Linked DNA regions of Mus musculus: region 1 is linked to region 2. Evidence: chromatin loops called from intact Hi-C (ENCODE). Cell type or tissue: gastrocnemius. All regions are shown on one strand.

The links. A loop is a pair of places that touch in the nucleus more often than their neighbours do. Peaks named below come from ENCODE experiments on the same cell type or tissue, not always from the same donor. Only the 100,000 strongest peaks of a DNase experiment are listed, where the experiment ranks them.
Region 1: it touches region 2 in a loop (4-fold over the local background); 2 of 42 quality-filtered maps call a loop at or near these places.

Annotation. Positions count from the first base shown.
Region 1 is chrX:130,931,330-130,939,329 of GRCm38, forward strand. No RefSeq gene overlaps it. Among named protein-coding and RNA genes, the nearest start is that of Gm25170, 20 kb to the left of the region's middle. In gastrocnemius, no CTCF peak of the experiment used is centred here; no DNase peak of the experiment used is centred here.
Region 2 is chrX:130,871,887-130,879,886 of GRCm38, forward strand. No RefSeq gene overlaps it. Among named protein-coding and RNA genes, the nearest start is that of Gm25170, 40 kb to the right of the region's middle. In gastrocnemius, no CTCF peak of the experiment used is centred here; a DNase peak (open chromatin) is centred at 3,571.

The DNA.
Region 1 (8,000 bases), 59 kb after region 2:
CTTTGAAGCATATTTGCTATGAGTAGCAGCCAACAGTTATGATTATGGGTGGGATGACATCAGTGGAATGGATTATGCAAGTAAAAGTATTATAGAAGTACAGAGTTTCACACCTACCTCTACTTCTTTCTGCTAGACTTAGGCACTTACCCATAACATAGTGTACTTTTGTCCAAAAATTTAATATGTACCATCCTACTCACCATTAGATGGGAGAGGGAATTAATGTCCTCAAATTCAACACAGCGTCTTTGGGAAGTTTCTGTATTTACCTTTATTTTTGTGCTGGAAAGGTTTCTCTTCATCTTGGCTTCTTTCTCTATTCTGTGACAGAGTTTAACAAAGAAAACATTGATAAAAGTTTAGGCCAAGAAAGACAGAATAGCAGTCATCTGCAAGCCCCATTTGTACGTGCAGGGCTCCTGTAATATAAGAGTTATTAATACATCTTGGTCTTTAAAAGTGCCTTATAGCATATTCCAGTTAACTGATTATTGCTCCCATTTACAACTCTCCTACTGTGGAGTGTCTTGCTAATGCTGAGAAATTTCCTGATTACATATTGCCACTCCCCAGTGAAGACAGAAATAAGTACCCAGTCACTTTCAACATTATTTTCCAGTTTTAGTACTATCATGCTATGGTTCAGTAAAGTACTTCATAGGTAGTTAAATTCAAATTTATTTTTCTGTCAATATAACATTATAAGACTTGCCCCAATGGCCTTAATCTGTATTATATGCTGTCTAGATAATAGGATAATTTTCTTAATGAAAAGAGCTAATATATGCTACATATATGGAATTTTAACTTGTGACAATAATGACTTCTTAGTGACTGTGCTCTCCTCTTTTCTGATATGAGGTTTTGTAGAAATGGCTAGTGATTTTACTGATTATCTTCAAATGGCTCAATAAACACTTTCTTAATGACTCTATGAATACATTTTCAAAATTATTTTTCTCAATAAAGTGCTTATGCAGTTAGAGTTTTAAGCCCTGTACACACTACTCTAAATATATTCAATTCATCTTTAAACGTTATAGTCAAACATTTGTTTTATTTATATCAGAAGAAAACGTAATTGCTCCTTTTCAATTTCTGAAATTTAAAAATCAAGAGTTTTGTTAATTCTGCACAATGTTCATGCAGACATATAAAAATGTATGAAGGCACTGTGGGAGGAAAGTACACTTCTGCTTTACTTTTATCTTGCTGCAGTTGCCTGATAAAGCTGTTCAGTAATCAGGTTCAACATACCAGTATACGCTATGGCATTCCAATGTGAGATAGTGCTGGATTCTGATCACCACAAGGATAAAGTGAAAAGGTGGGGAGGCGTGTCAGATGGAATTTACTGACAAGACTCTCAAGGGCTCCAAGAGTACTCCAAGAGTACTCTCGTAAGTGCTCATGCTTCTCTTCTTTTGAAAGATAGAATGGCACAATGACTAGATCAGGGAAGTAGCGGTAGCAAACCTGGACCAAAGACTGCTCAAGCATCTTCTTGACTTAATGAAATGGTTCTGTAGTCTTGAAAATAATTTAGTTTGTACTGATGAAGAATTATACTTTTATGACCAAGTGTTGGGGTTGTCCTAAGAGCCAGTATTGGATATCATCATGGTATTTAATCAGAAGTATGAAGAAGCTGGAAGGAGTCAGTCACTTTTCAGAAAAAAGACATCAGTACCAAAGGAACTAGGAGTGTGTTTGTGTTTGTGTCTGTATGTGTGGTTGTGTGTGTGTGTGTGTAGCTGTATGCATCCAAAATGAAACAGGAAATAATAAAGCAAATGGAATAAACATGCTCATAATCAAATCCATGAAAATGGTACGTGGGTATACTTTGTGCTATTATTTCTCTTGTAATTTTTAACAATGCAATTATGCCTCCAAACTAAAAAATACAAATGTTTCCTTCCTAGATTTTTTTGCCTATCAATATATATTACATATGTTGTGAAATATGATTAATCTGGCTTATATTATCTTAATTCAGATTGTTTACTTTTCTCATATGAGCATGTATTGAATATATTGGGGAAATTTGTTAGGTTTATGTAATTGTGATAAAATACTTAAGAAAAATAATTTATTGTGATGAAACGTGTATTTTTCCCTAATGGTTTCAAAGGTTTCACTTTGTCATTCACTGGCCTGCTACTGTTGGATCTGTCGTACCATAGTACAATTTGACAGTATTGCATGGTGACGAAGTTTTCAAACACAGAAGGAGATACAGAAAGGGACAGTGGTCCAATATCACTTGTAAAGGCATATATTCTGAAGACAAACTATGGTGGTTTTAATGAGGATGCGCCTTATAGGCTCATATATATGACTATTTGGTTCCTACTAGGTGAACTAAGTTTAGGAAGGATTAAGAGGTGTGGCCTTGTTGGAGAAGGTGTGTCACTGGGAGTGGGTCAGGCACAGTCTTATACTCTAAGACTCCTGACTTCAGATTAAGAGATAATAAGCTATCAGCTATGGCTTCAGCACCATTACCATGCCAGCCTGCCTGATGTAATTCTTTCTGCCGTGATGGTCAGGGACTAGCCCTCTGAAACTGTAAAAGACTCCCAATTCAATGTTTCCTTTTAGAAGTTGCTTTGCTCATAGTGTTTGTCATGAAGCTAGAAAGGTAACTAAAACATTAACATTTCTGTAGCTAGACTCCAGCTTTTAAGGTTTAGACTGTATTCCAATTCACAAAAGGATGAGTACCACCTTCAACAAATGGGCCTTTTGGGGACCACTCCAGATCAAAACAGCAACAGATACCAGTTATTAAAATGTACGTGCATTCGATTATAGGCAAACATCTATTGAAGCCAGAGTACTTCATACTGTTCAACGTTTCAATGAAACCTGTACGTGTGATTCAAGATGTTTATCTACTCTTATGTAATACTACCAAAATTGAATTTGAGAGACCATAATATTTGGAGAATTCTGTAGTGGGAGTAAAGCCAGACTATAAAATTCAACTTCACTTGTACCTTGATCTATTTATTCAAGTGAGAGTTCATTCACATGGTTCAAATTTCTGCCTCTGAAGAGGTATATGCATTTCTCAGTGTGTATGTGTATTTAGTTATATGTTCACACAAAATATATTTATATATTATATTTAAGTTCTTACATGTTTTATTGAGCTTATTATATATGTCAGAAACTATTTTAGGTGTCAGTGATATAGGAATGAACAAAATGAATTCTTATTCTTAGGGTTTTCATTCTATAAGAACACACAAAATGAAAAACTGCAAGCATAATGAATGTATTACCATTACTTTCAGTCTTCATTGGTCTCAGGATCTCCTACAAATTCCAAATCTGCAGATGTATAAGTTATTAATATGAAATGACATAGTGTTTGTAAGTAACCTATGTTCATCCCCACTATACAATTTAAATCATTTCTAGATTGCTTACAGTAGTCATTGTAAATACTGTATTAATAATTACCATGGTGAATTATTTAGGATGGGAGAGAAGTTTATAATATGTTCAGTAGAGATGTGGCATTATTTCTAAAGAGTTTTGATTCATGGGTGGTTGATTCTGCATGTATAGAAGGTTTAGGGTATATGGTCATTAAAAGGGGAAATGTGAAGTTGAGAGGGGCAATCCATGAAGAAAATATGCATTGATATAAAATTTTAAATAGAATTATGATAGGCTGACTTGAGAAAGGATCAGATCATGAAGACACAAAAGAGGTGAGAGATACGTGGAGAATGTTTAAGGCATATGAGGTTCAAAAGCCTTAGTGTGGGATCTTCATGCTCATTATCAAGTAGGAAGAAGACTACACTCTGACTGCATAAAGGTAATAAAAAGAGAACATGAATGTCAGGGAAGTAATGTCAAACTAGCTTAAGTGAGTAGTGAGCCATTGGAGGAGGATTCAGTCTGTTTTATTCACTCTGATCAAATATCCAAACACCACTATCACAAATATGATAAACATATCTAACTGCATCCTGTGTTAATTATGAATTCTGAATTAATAATCTATCATGCCCATGTATAGCTTAGGCATCTAACATATAGAATGAAGAATGTACCTGTATTAGTTTCTTGTTATGTTGCTATGATAAAAATGCTCAACAAAAAGCAATTTAAAAGAGAAAATGTTAATTTTGGCACACAATTTGAGAAGATAGTACATAATGGTGCAGAAGTCATGTCGGAGGGAGCTTGAGGCTCCTGATTACATTCCATCCTTTAGTTACTTATCCATTGTTGTGAAGATAGGATTTATTTTGGTTTATTGTTCCATAGGGATACAAATTCATTGTGGGTGACTGGCATAGCAGCAAGAAGAAGGCACAGTGAAAGAGCAGGAACCAGAAAGCTCACATCCTCCCTCATAAGCATAGAGAGAGCAAAATGGGAGAAGGGTGGGACTACAAACTCTCAAATCCCCAGATCCATTGTCTTGGCTGCACACCTCCCTAAACAGTTCACCAACTGTGAACCAACTAGTTATTACCTGAGCCTAGGGGGCCACTCCTCATTCAAACCACCACAGGTGCATGGTGGGACACACCTTTAATCTGAGCACTGGGAAGACAGATGCAAGGGGATCTCTGTGAGTTCAAGACCACCATGCTCTTCATTATTAGTTCCAGAACAGACAGGGCTCTGTCCTAGTGAAATAAAGCAAAGAACCTTCCACAGGCAAGAAGCACAGAGAAATGAAAGCTAGTACTGAACATATCTGTTTTTATTTCTTTTAGAAACACAACCATGGAATGGCTCCACCCAGAGTAAACTTAATATAGTTAATTCTCCATAAATCAGCCAAGAGTCTAACCAAACTTTATCTCTGTACCTCCTTCCATCTTCTGAGATCTTTTTTAATTTCTTTCTTCAGAGACTTGAAGTTTTTATCATACAGATCTTTCACTTCCTTAGTTAGAGTCACGCCAAGATATTTTATATTATTTGTGACTATTGAGAAGGGTGTTGTTTCCCTAATTTCTTTCTCAGCCTGTTTATTCTTTGTGTAGAGAAAGGCCATTGGTATGGGGGATTTTTGGGATAACATTGGAAATGTAATTGAGGAAAATATGTAATAAAAATAAATAAATAAATAAAGACAAAAAAAAAAAAGAGTCTAACCAAACTAGGGAACTAGCAAGGCATACCAAGAGGCTTTATTTAGATCCCATCATATTGGCAATATTAGTTGTGCTTGTTTGAGTATGCCTAGCCCAGGGAGTGACACTGTTTGGAGGAGTGGCTTTGTTGGAGTAGGTGTGCCACCATGGGTTTGGACTTCAAAACCCTCATCTTACCTTCCTGGAAGCTAGTCTGCTAGCTGCCTTTGGAACAAAAGTTAGAACTCTTAGTTCCTCTACTCCCAGGTCTGTTTGGATGCTTCCATGTTCCTGCCTTGATGATAATGGACAGAACCTCTGAACCTGTAAGCCAGCCCCAATTAAATATTGTTCTTTATAAGAGTTGTTTTGGTCATGGTGTCTGTTCACAGCAGTAACACCCTAAGATATTAGCTATCATAATACCTATCCTCTTGAGAATGACAGTTTAACATAAATGGCACTAATATGAAAAAATGTTTTGTATAATGTCATAAGTATGGACAAATTTCAAATACATTCAAATGAATGTATCATTATTCCTGTTCACAGGAGTTATCCTGGAGGAATTGACAGAGACAAGAAATGAGGTATGGATGCTGTCTTGTTTAGATTGAATAGATACGATTAAATTGTGTTAAACAATATAAATTCCCCAAACTCATGATTCTGGTCTTAGAGTGCTTTTAGATGGTAGAATCTCACAAACAAAAAAGAAAGAAAGAAAGAAAGAGAGAGAGAGAGAGAGAGAGAGAGAGAGAGAGAGAGAGAGAGAAAGAGAAAGAAAGAAAGAAAGAAAGAAAGCAAGCAAGCAAGCACAAGAAATAAGGAGGTGTATATTTTACAGCATGTTAGTTTAAGAAGACAAAATACCAGAGTGGATGAGTTCACAACCATAATTTACAAAAAGAAAGGTGAAGAAACCCAAAGAAGCCCTTTCTTTCATCAAGTGAATGTTCACCACTGACCTAGTATGCCAATTTTGTATGCACATACATATACATGTATACATTTTATATGAGTGTATTGTATGTACATTTTATTATAGATTTTGAAAACACAGCTTAGGCACGGTGGCACACACTTAAAAATCTCTGGACTGAGATGTGGATTCAGAAGGATGCAGAGTTCACAACCAGTGTTAGCTACCTAGGAAGGTGGAGCCCAGACTTGACAGCTTCAAACAATGTAGGAGAATAGAAAACTAAGATCATTGTCACAAAAGAGGTTCAGTTAAGGTTGTTTGGGGGTCATCAGTGATCAAAACTTTGCACTGTTTATCTATAAATCCAGCTGTATTATTTTCATCAACAATGTTTAGCAGCCCCAGAGAGTCAAAACAGGACTTTCTGAGATTTAGAAACAACAAACATATACAGATGATTAACATTTTATTTGTCTGAGTTATAATTTTATAATTCTTATTTGCCTTCCAAAGAATTTGTAGTAAAAAAAATAAGGGAATGTATTCAATTATTTTGATATCTTATATGAAAAGTCCTTACTTAATACAAAGTGATACTACTATGATTATCACAGAAAATTAGGCTATTGGAGATGTTTACCACGTACCATTGTTGTTTGATTCTTGCATTACATGCCATTTATTCCCCTTTGATCTATCCTTCATGATTACCTTAGGCATAATGTTCTAACGACATGACATTATAGTGTCAATTTAAGAAACTTCAGAGTAAATCAACACCCGATGATGCATATGCTCACAAAATAACAAACATGTATTTTTTCTCATAATTTAGTGGCATCTTATTCTGTCAAATTCTTCTAAAGAAAAATTCAAATATCAACAATTTTGTAATTATGAACTAGATCACATTGAAAAATTAAACATATATTTAAGTGAATACTTATTCTTTATTTTAAGAGTTCCTCTTTTGAACCTGACTCTATAGTTAGGTTTTGGGGATAGAAAGATAGCATTCTAGTTATTAAGGAACCTATGGATTTGTGGCAAGTGTCGAAACATGAGTCAATTTATGAAGAGTTTTCTTTCCTAAGTTAATGGATTTTGGTTTAGAAACCTCTAAAGGGTTTTCATAGGAGAAATGGCACAAATTTATGTTCAAGCTGTAGGTGATTAAATTATAAGGAAAGAAAAAAAGGCCATATTTATTGAGTGCCTCCTATAGGAAAGACACAGTGTTAGCTGATTTTCATCTACATTTTCACTTACTCATAGTAATGGGCCTCCCAAATCAAACCTTAAAATCTGTTTTACAAGTTTGATGGTCAATATCAGTTGTCAGTTTGACAGAATGTATAATCAACTAAGACATACTTCTGGGCATGTGTGTGAGGGAGTTTCTAGATTTAGGTAAGTGATGTAGGAAGATCTACTGTAAATGCAGGCAATACCACTCCATTGCCTGGAATCCAAGAATACACAGAAAGGAGAAAGCAAACAGAGTACTGGCATTTATCTTATCTTTCTGTACTCCCTCTGTATGGATGTGATATGACCAACAGCTTTGTGTTCCCAGAGTCTGCCCTGATGAGTTGTTTGATGAATGATAAGCAAAGAAAAAAAAAAAGAAAATAAAAAAGAAACCATTCCTTTTGATGCTTCTACCAGCTTGATACTGTATCAAGATAAATAACAAATACAACAAGTGAAGAAATGGTTTGGAGAGGCTTATTATTTCCATAAGATCATAATTACAGAGGAGATAGGACACAGTCTGACTACAAGATCTATAATTTTCCTCTAGGTTATCAATTGGGGTGCAATATATCAGTATAGAAATAAATTAGGATGAAAGATGGCATCAAGACAATGTTGGTGAGTTGGAAATACAGGGAAAATGTGAGCAGCTTTCAGACAATACATTTAGCAACTTTTGGTTGTTGTATGCAGTTGAAGACAAA
Region 2 (8,000 bases):
AATGCTGTTTTGAACTGTCAACACTCTGTGTGTAGTAAGAAGGGAACAGAGGAATTTAAAGACAGAGAGATAACTGGTGATTTCATATTCTCCCTCATATTGAATTTTCTGTGTTGTTAGAGTCAGATTCAAAGCAGTCCCAAAGACACAAAAAAACCTAGCAGGTTCAAACATAACAAAGGCCATATGATAACCATTTCTTCCAGAGAACAATAATCATTTCCATGATCTCAAATGGGAACAGCAGAAAGTGATTATCCTATCAATCCTCGTAAGGGCTGCTGACACTGACCATAGAAAGGGTTGAGAAATAGAGCCACCCCCAAAGCTGGGAAGGCACTGCTTTCTGCTTGGCATTTCCCCCGGAGAGCTTAAATTTTATTGTAATTTAAAAACAAAACAAAACAAACAAACAAAACAATCAAACAAACAACAACAAAAACCACAGGACATTGGAAGGTTTCAAGTAGGATTGTTTAAATCACATGTGCAAAAGATTCAGATGTACTGTGTTCTGACAAGCCATGTTGCAAAGGAAAAAAAAAATACCACTACTGTCCTTGTACATCATTACTAATGAGGGCAGCTTCTGCCATGTCAGTGACATAGGTGCTTTACTTGGGTAGAGAGTCTGTGTCCCAGCTGTGTCATGTGCCACGGTTATTTGTATCTCTATAATATGACGTTGTACACTGCATACATTGAGTTATAGGAGACAGACCTTTTGTTTCTCTGTAAGAAAGCATATGTCTCCAAAGCCTTAATTGGGTAGTATGAGATGCTGACATTTTACCCCAACCTGACAGCCAAATCAATGTTATTGAAGGCACCCTGTAGGCATTCGTGACAACCTAAGGATTAATACGCTTAGCCAATTTCAAGATGGTTGCAGCATATCAGCAGGTAAGGTATGTCAGTTTACACAGCATTTTTGCAACATCATCTGAGACTTTTATAAGGTACAATTAAATTGGTTGATGGGTCTCTAATGAGCCCAACTACTTTCTTCACAATAAACTTCACTTAAGATTTCCTTACTGGTTATATTGGTGAGATCATGGAAGTTTATTCATGCCTGTTGGACCTAGCCAAGATGGAGTTAGAATTCAACAACCAATGAGTGGTACACCAAACCGACAATAAATAGAATGTGCAGATGAAGGTACTCTTGTACAGATAGTTCTCACCACACATCTAAGTGTTTTCTATACTTTTCTATTTCCCCTAGTTAGGGTGGAGGAGCTGTGGGGCTAACTGTAGCTAATGGTCAGGGAACTGACAGCTCTGTAAAGTGATGCTTCCAGACGAAGTCAATAAAGACCTGGTACATTCCCTCTATGCCTTGTAAATTATTACGAAATAACATTGGGGATCACAGCTTCATAGTGTAAAGATTGAAGACCCCCTTCATAAAGGTAAGAAGCAACCCCATGGCACCTCCTGCTTTTTCAGAATACTACAGAAGCATCTTAAACCATCCAATTACTAGGCAGACTTTTTTGGTCTAGGTCACCGAAAAGGACATTCAAACAAGTTATTCTTGAAAATGCCAAGTGAAGCTATCAAAAGGAAAGGTTTATTTACTTTAAAGGTACCAATAAGCTGTAAATGTGAAGATGCTAACTTTGAGGGCAGAGAATGATGCAGAGAAAAGCACGAATTGCATCTTTGGTTTCGCAAGTTGCTATTGTTCATGCTGCGTTTCTATATACTGTGTCCCACAATTCTAAACAAGCTCATCCAGGAGTTAATGAAGGGATAGCTAATGTTTTCTAAGTACTGACAGCTGCTGTCCTAAGTAAGTGTAGTTAAAACACAAATCAAACCTAGATTTCACTGTATGTAGAATTAATGATGTATATTGGACATACAAAAAAATGGTATATGAGGAGCAGATGACATCTGGCTAGAACTTGTATTTAAATCTCTGTTGTTCCTAGAGGTGAGCTGGAGGGAAGCCACATTTCAGCTCAGGCAATGGTCATTATCTTTTTTGCACTTCCCTGTTTTCCCACTTGCTATAAACTACATTCTCAGTGAAAAAAGGGTTAATCAAATTTTTAGCAACAAATGATTTGGAGGTGACTTGCTTTAAATTAGAAATTCTTATTAAAAAGTTCAAGTGTAGCATATTAAAGAAAGTAATTATTGTAAACATAACCTTACCTCCTAAGAAGTAATAAAATACTTGGCAGGCTGGGACTTAGTTTATTCAAATTCTCATACATTTTTTTTGTTAACTCTGTTTTATGTCTTTATATTTAACTTATTCCAGGCATTTTTTTTTGTCAGAAAATCCCATAGAAGATCAAGAATCTGAGCTCATGACATTAATATAGTCACAAGATGAAAATTCAACTTCTAGATCCCCCTCCTCCCACCTCCTTTTATCTGCACAAAAATAGGAAGCAATATAGCATTCACAACAGGCGAAATGATGTCATTTTATCTATTGAAGAAGCACAGCTGACTGAGTGAATAACCTGCACTGATAATAGGCTAATAAAGTAGCCATGGATGGTGTAAAATAGGATTGGCTGTACACTGGTTCCTGGCAGAAAGGGAACTAGTATGGAAGACAGATATCTACTAGAGACTTTCTCATTTAATGAGTAGTCATTGTAATTAAAATGAAAATGAAATAGCTTTCACCACTAGCTCCTAAGAGAATTTATCAAGGCAATAAGAGTACTGAGTTTTGATCAAAGAAATTTTATTTCTAGTTAGTTCCTATTCAAATATCACATCTTTTTCCCCTTAGAGAGAAAAATAACGCATCTCTTTCTTGCTTTTACTTCACTTTTCTCTTCCATTTAATGCAATTCTATTTATTTTCTTATTTACAAATGGAATGCATTTGTTTTGGGGTTCATATGTCATTGCATTATTTCTGGAATCAAAGAGTTCATGATTCAGGTTTTACTTATTACTTACATGGAAGACAAGAGGATTATAAAAATTCCATAATAGGGGCATTTTAGGAAGCCTAATTACAGGATTTTTTGTTTGTTTGTTTGTTTGCATTGTTAAAACTTCTAAATCTCCCTTATTCTGGATTTGAATCATCACTTGATTGCTCATGGCTTTACAGTTTCTCTGGAAATAAAGGCAAGATGTATTTTGATTTGGAGTGTCCTTCTCCTTTTCAAATGTTCCTTTTCTCCTATTGTGCTTGGAGAAGGTTGGAAAGAGGATAATGACCATCCTTCCACCCAACTCTACCTAAAAGCACAAACCCACTCTGAGGGGGCACACTGAAGTGGATTAGATGCGAATGCAGGCAACAGCACACAACTAGCAAGGTGGGAGGAAATAGGAGGTGGGAGAGTGTTTTATTACATAAGGGCTCAGCTCTGTCAGCATTTCCTTTAGTTGCGAGTATATTCTTTATATTTGTGGGGCTCTGAAAGGTTATGTAATTCCCGGAATCATTACTTTAGCTAAGTTTTCCCCACTTTAGCACTATTTAAAGGACACATCTACCCCAAAAATTATGGCCACAAAGCAGACTCAAGGCTTCAAGAACTCGTTTGCCTGTGGAATTCTGGAAAGCAGCCAACTCCCATCACAGACTCTGAAGGCCGGGAAGTCACAAAACCAGGCTGTCTTACTTAGCTTCAAGTGAGCAATTTCAAAAAACAGTTTACTTAAAAAGCAGTTTCAGGGCCTGACAAAACCAAGCCCTCCTTCCTCCCTCCTCCCTCCTCTCCACTACAAAAACTGATTGTCAGATCTTTCACAGAGTGTTTTGGTTTATTGTTGTTGCTGTTGCTGTTGTTTGTTTTGGGTTTTGTTTGTTTCCCTTGGTACCCTTGGATACCAAATAGCAGGGTTTAGGGAGCTCTCAGATCAATAAAAGTCTGCTCTTGCCATTTTAAAGTTGAACTGAATCTATTCTTTCATTTTCCTCTTCTGATTATTTCTTAGATTATGGACATGTGGTCCTTTGGTCTGGAACACTCTCCGCTGAGGCAGGCGTTATGATTTGGATATGAACACCCCGTTAAGGGCCTATGTGTTGAAATTTTGATGGTCAGGTGTTGGACTTTTGGTAAGTGATTGTATCCAGAAGGTTCTGATCTCATCAGCGAATTCATTCACTGGGCTATTGAGGAATAATGGAAAGTTATGAGATGGAACCTAGTTGAAGGGAATTGTTCCTTAACAAATTTCCCTCAGAGAATAAACCTTGCCCAGGGTGCTCTTCTCTGTTTCTTTCTGTTTCTGGTTTACCATGAAACACATACTCATCACATACTCCCGCTTCATACAATTTCTTCAGTGATGAACCAGGGGAATTGAGCCCGGTAATTATAGACTGAAACCTTCAAACTCACAAACCGAAAATGCATATTTTGTACTTTTAGTTGATTTTCTCCGGTATTTAGTCACATTGGTGGAAAGCTGACTCACTCATATCTGACTTTCTAATCTGGCAGGACCCATGGTGGCATTTCTGCTATCTGTTCTCTAGGCATAGGCTGTGTTTCTGTCCTCAGGTTCTGTTGAATGAAAATATCTTAAGAGATGGCAAAATCACCTTTGAAAATTTGTGCTGGCTGTGCAAAAACCTTGCAATACACAAATGCACTCTGATGTCAGAGGGGCACATATTGAATAGTTTTCCCTTATAGTAGGTAATTTTTAACATCCTTCTTTTCTATGGAACAAAATAATTTTCATTGATTATGATTTGAAATTAGTGGTCAAGAGAGCAAGATTTGCATTTATCATCATTGAAATGCCTTTTAACTTTTTATGAAATTATGACAGTAAAATATGAGAAAATATGACATTAAGTAACTATTACAATATAAGTAAAAATATTTACATTAATGTATTTAACAAGCACAGTATCAACATATTTTTCAAGAAAATATTTAAAATATATTAAATATTATTATTAATAAATAATATAATTTACTAACAAAGCAATTCCACAGCAATAGTAAGTATTAATATAGGAATATTTTAATTTTAAAGATAACATTAAAATGTAAATAAAATGTTTCAGCTTACCACTGAAGTTTTTACTTTCCAAGCTAGAAAATTAAACCAAATTCATAATGCAGTCATTCAGTACTGTCATAAATATCTGATATGAATCAAGTTTAAAAAGAAGAATGCAGGCTCAGGGCATACAAAAGTTTACTCTAACACTCTGATGACTTCATTTTTATTCTTTGAATCTATGTAAATGTGGAAGGAGAGAACTGATGCCACAAAGTTCTCTAAACTGCTATACAAACGCTGTGACATGTGTGTGCCTCACTTCCCTCCCTCCCTCCCTCCCTCCCTCCCTCCCTCCCTCCCTCCCTCCCTCCCTCTCTCCCTCTCTCCCTCCCTCCCTTCCTCTGTGTCTCTATCTCTATCTCTGTCTCTCTATCTCCCCTACATGTAACACACACAAAGTAATTTATTTTAAAACATGTTTATTCATACAATTTTTGAGATCTTGTTGTATGATTGGCTGGCCTAGCTGACTTGTGGCTTATAAAGCCCAGATCATGGTGGCAATGTGTGACAAATGTGTTTGAAGAAGAGGTCATAAGGGTGTCGATTCCCATTATTCTCATCAGGGGCATGTCCCTGATGATCTAGACCTCCCAGTAGCTCCTACCTTTTAAGTTTCCAATCTCCTCATAATAGTGCCATGGGCTAGAGTATAAGCCTCTAATACATTGCTCTTTTCAGGATGTTTATCCAAATCACAGTACAAGTATACTAAGGCACAAAATCAAACTACATAATAGTTTTCCATTTTTATTTGTATTTGTAATTAGTGTGTGTGTGTGTGTGCGCGCGCGCATGCATATGTGTGTGCTCATAAATACACTATAGCATACATGTGGAAGGCAGTAGAAAACTTGCAGGTGTTGGCTTTTCTCTTTCCACCATGTGGGTGGTGGGCATGGAGCTCAACCTTTACCTGTTGAGCCATCTCAACAGCCCCTTATTGTTAAATTTTAATAGTAGTGATTGCTATTGTTTTGACAGGTGGCTCCCATATGTAGGCAGTTCTGCCAAACATGTGCCATTTAATAATGTAAGCCATTTTGATATCACTGTGAATCTCATTAGTTTGTATGATTAATATAGCTTGTTTTAATACTAATGCATTAAAACACTAGACATTTTTAGTTTTCACAACTAAGGAGGGGTGTGATAACATCTGGTGTGTGTGTGTGTGTGTGTGTGTGTGTGTGTGTGTGTGTGTAGCTAGGATGCCACTAAACACTCTACAGTGCACAGGACAAGTTTCTGCAGTAATGACTGAGACAGTTCCAAATGTCAGTAGCATTGAAGGTGAGAAATCCTATCTTCACCTGACCAAAGATTTCTTCACCTCAGAGGAGCACTTCATCTTTAACATTATCTAAAATGGAAGTATGTGACCATAAGAAACAGGAGTCTGACTCTCAATCTAATTGATCATTGCTGTTAATCCTCTACAGGTAATGTACTCCCTGACTCTCTATGTTTAGAGCAGATTGTTCTCAATATTATAGACTAGACAGCAAGCCCAGTACATGAAAACTCAAGGCACAGAGGGTTTTCTGTGGTATTCTTTGGTCTCACTGAAGTACTCAATGCCATAAACAGAGCTGAACTTCAGACATAGCAGGGTAAAACTGGCAGCTGTGGAAAATTCCCCAATATGTTAAGATTAGTATGTGATGATTTGCATCATGTTTTAGTGGTATGGGTTTTGGCTAGCCCCAAATGGTAAGAACTGGTTTCTAGAAATTAAGCTGTCTTTCAGATACAGGAAGCCAGAGGGTAGATGGCAGTGTTAGTAAGAAAATATCTACACTAATTGTTTTTGGTGAAGTCTAAGAAGTAAATATGCAGAGATAAAAAATAAGCATCATAGATAAAAACATACAGTTGGGCCGGGTAGGAAGGGATGGGTTTCACCAATTTGTCCATGCAGGTCTCTATTTGTTACTGATTTGTGTTAAATGGATTGACAAGACTGTAAAAGGTTTTGGCCTCTAGCATGCTGAGGAAGGTAAATGAAAGCAGATTGGCTGTCCTCCTTTCTGCGAAGTTCCCATGTAGTAAAACGAGACGCATTCTTGGTAGAGCCACACTCATTCTGGGCTTTTCTTTATTCTTATTTCTTGGTCAAAAGAAGGGAATTTAAGGCCTAATTTCACTTGGATTTGGGATATTACATTTCAGTTTTCACATCTTTATTCTTCAATTTTAGTTTTAAACTTTTTATTATTTCTTTAGTGGGTTTGTAAGGAGGGTGTGTGCACATGCAGGCCAGAGGACTAGTTGGGGGAGTTGATTCTCTCTTCCCACTGTGTGGGTCCTGAGGATCAAAACTCAGGCCATCAGGCTAAGCGAAAAGTGTATTTATCGTCTGAGCTACATTGTAAGCCCTGTTGTTTGTTCTTATTTTATATCCAGGATGTTGTGGGACTCAACTTATCCATCTCTAAAAGCTCCTTCCTCTCTCTCCTCTGATGAGTCTGTGAAGCAGATCTGACTAGTGAGAGTATTTGTCACAGTGATTGTTCACAGATGACAACATGGCCCAAGAAAAAAGAATGGGAGATGTGCTCCTTTCTCACACTGAGCATGCTCAATCAGAGTAATGAATGTGTGGCAAAGCTGATAGTCCTTTTCCACCATGAAGAGAGAGCCTCCCTAAGAATGGACAGATACAGAAGAAAATGTAATGCAGACAGTAGAACGGAGAGGAAAGGTGACTGACAAAAGGGTTGATTAACTGGATAAATCTATCTGAATCCTATACCTGAACATAAATCGATACAGTTCTTTGTGCTGACTCTAGTTTGGGTTTTCTGTTGCTTGTACCATGAACAGTTTTATGATTAGCACCGCTTCTATTGTAAGGACTTTTGTGATCATCTTCCTACATGATATTATTTCTCAGTCCTGAATTTGCAAAGGACTTATAAATTGATTGGTTATGTTATATTGTATATTGTTCTCTACTCATTATGTTTACATAAATCCAATATTTC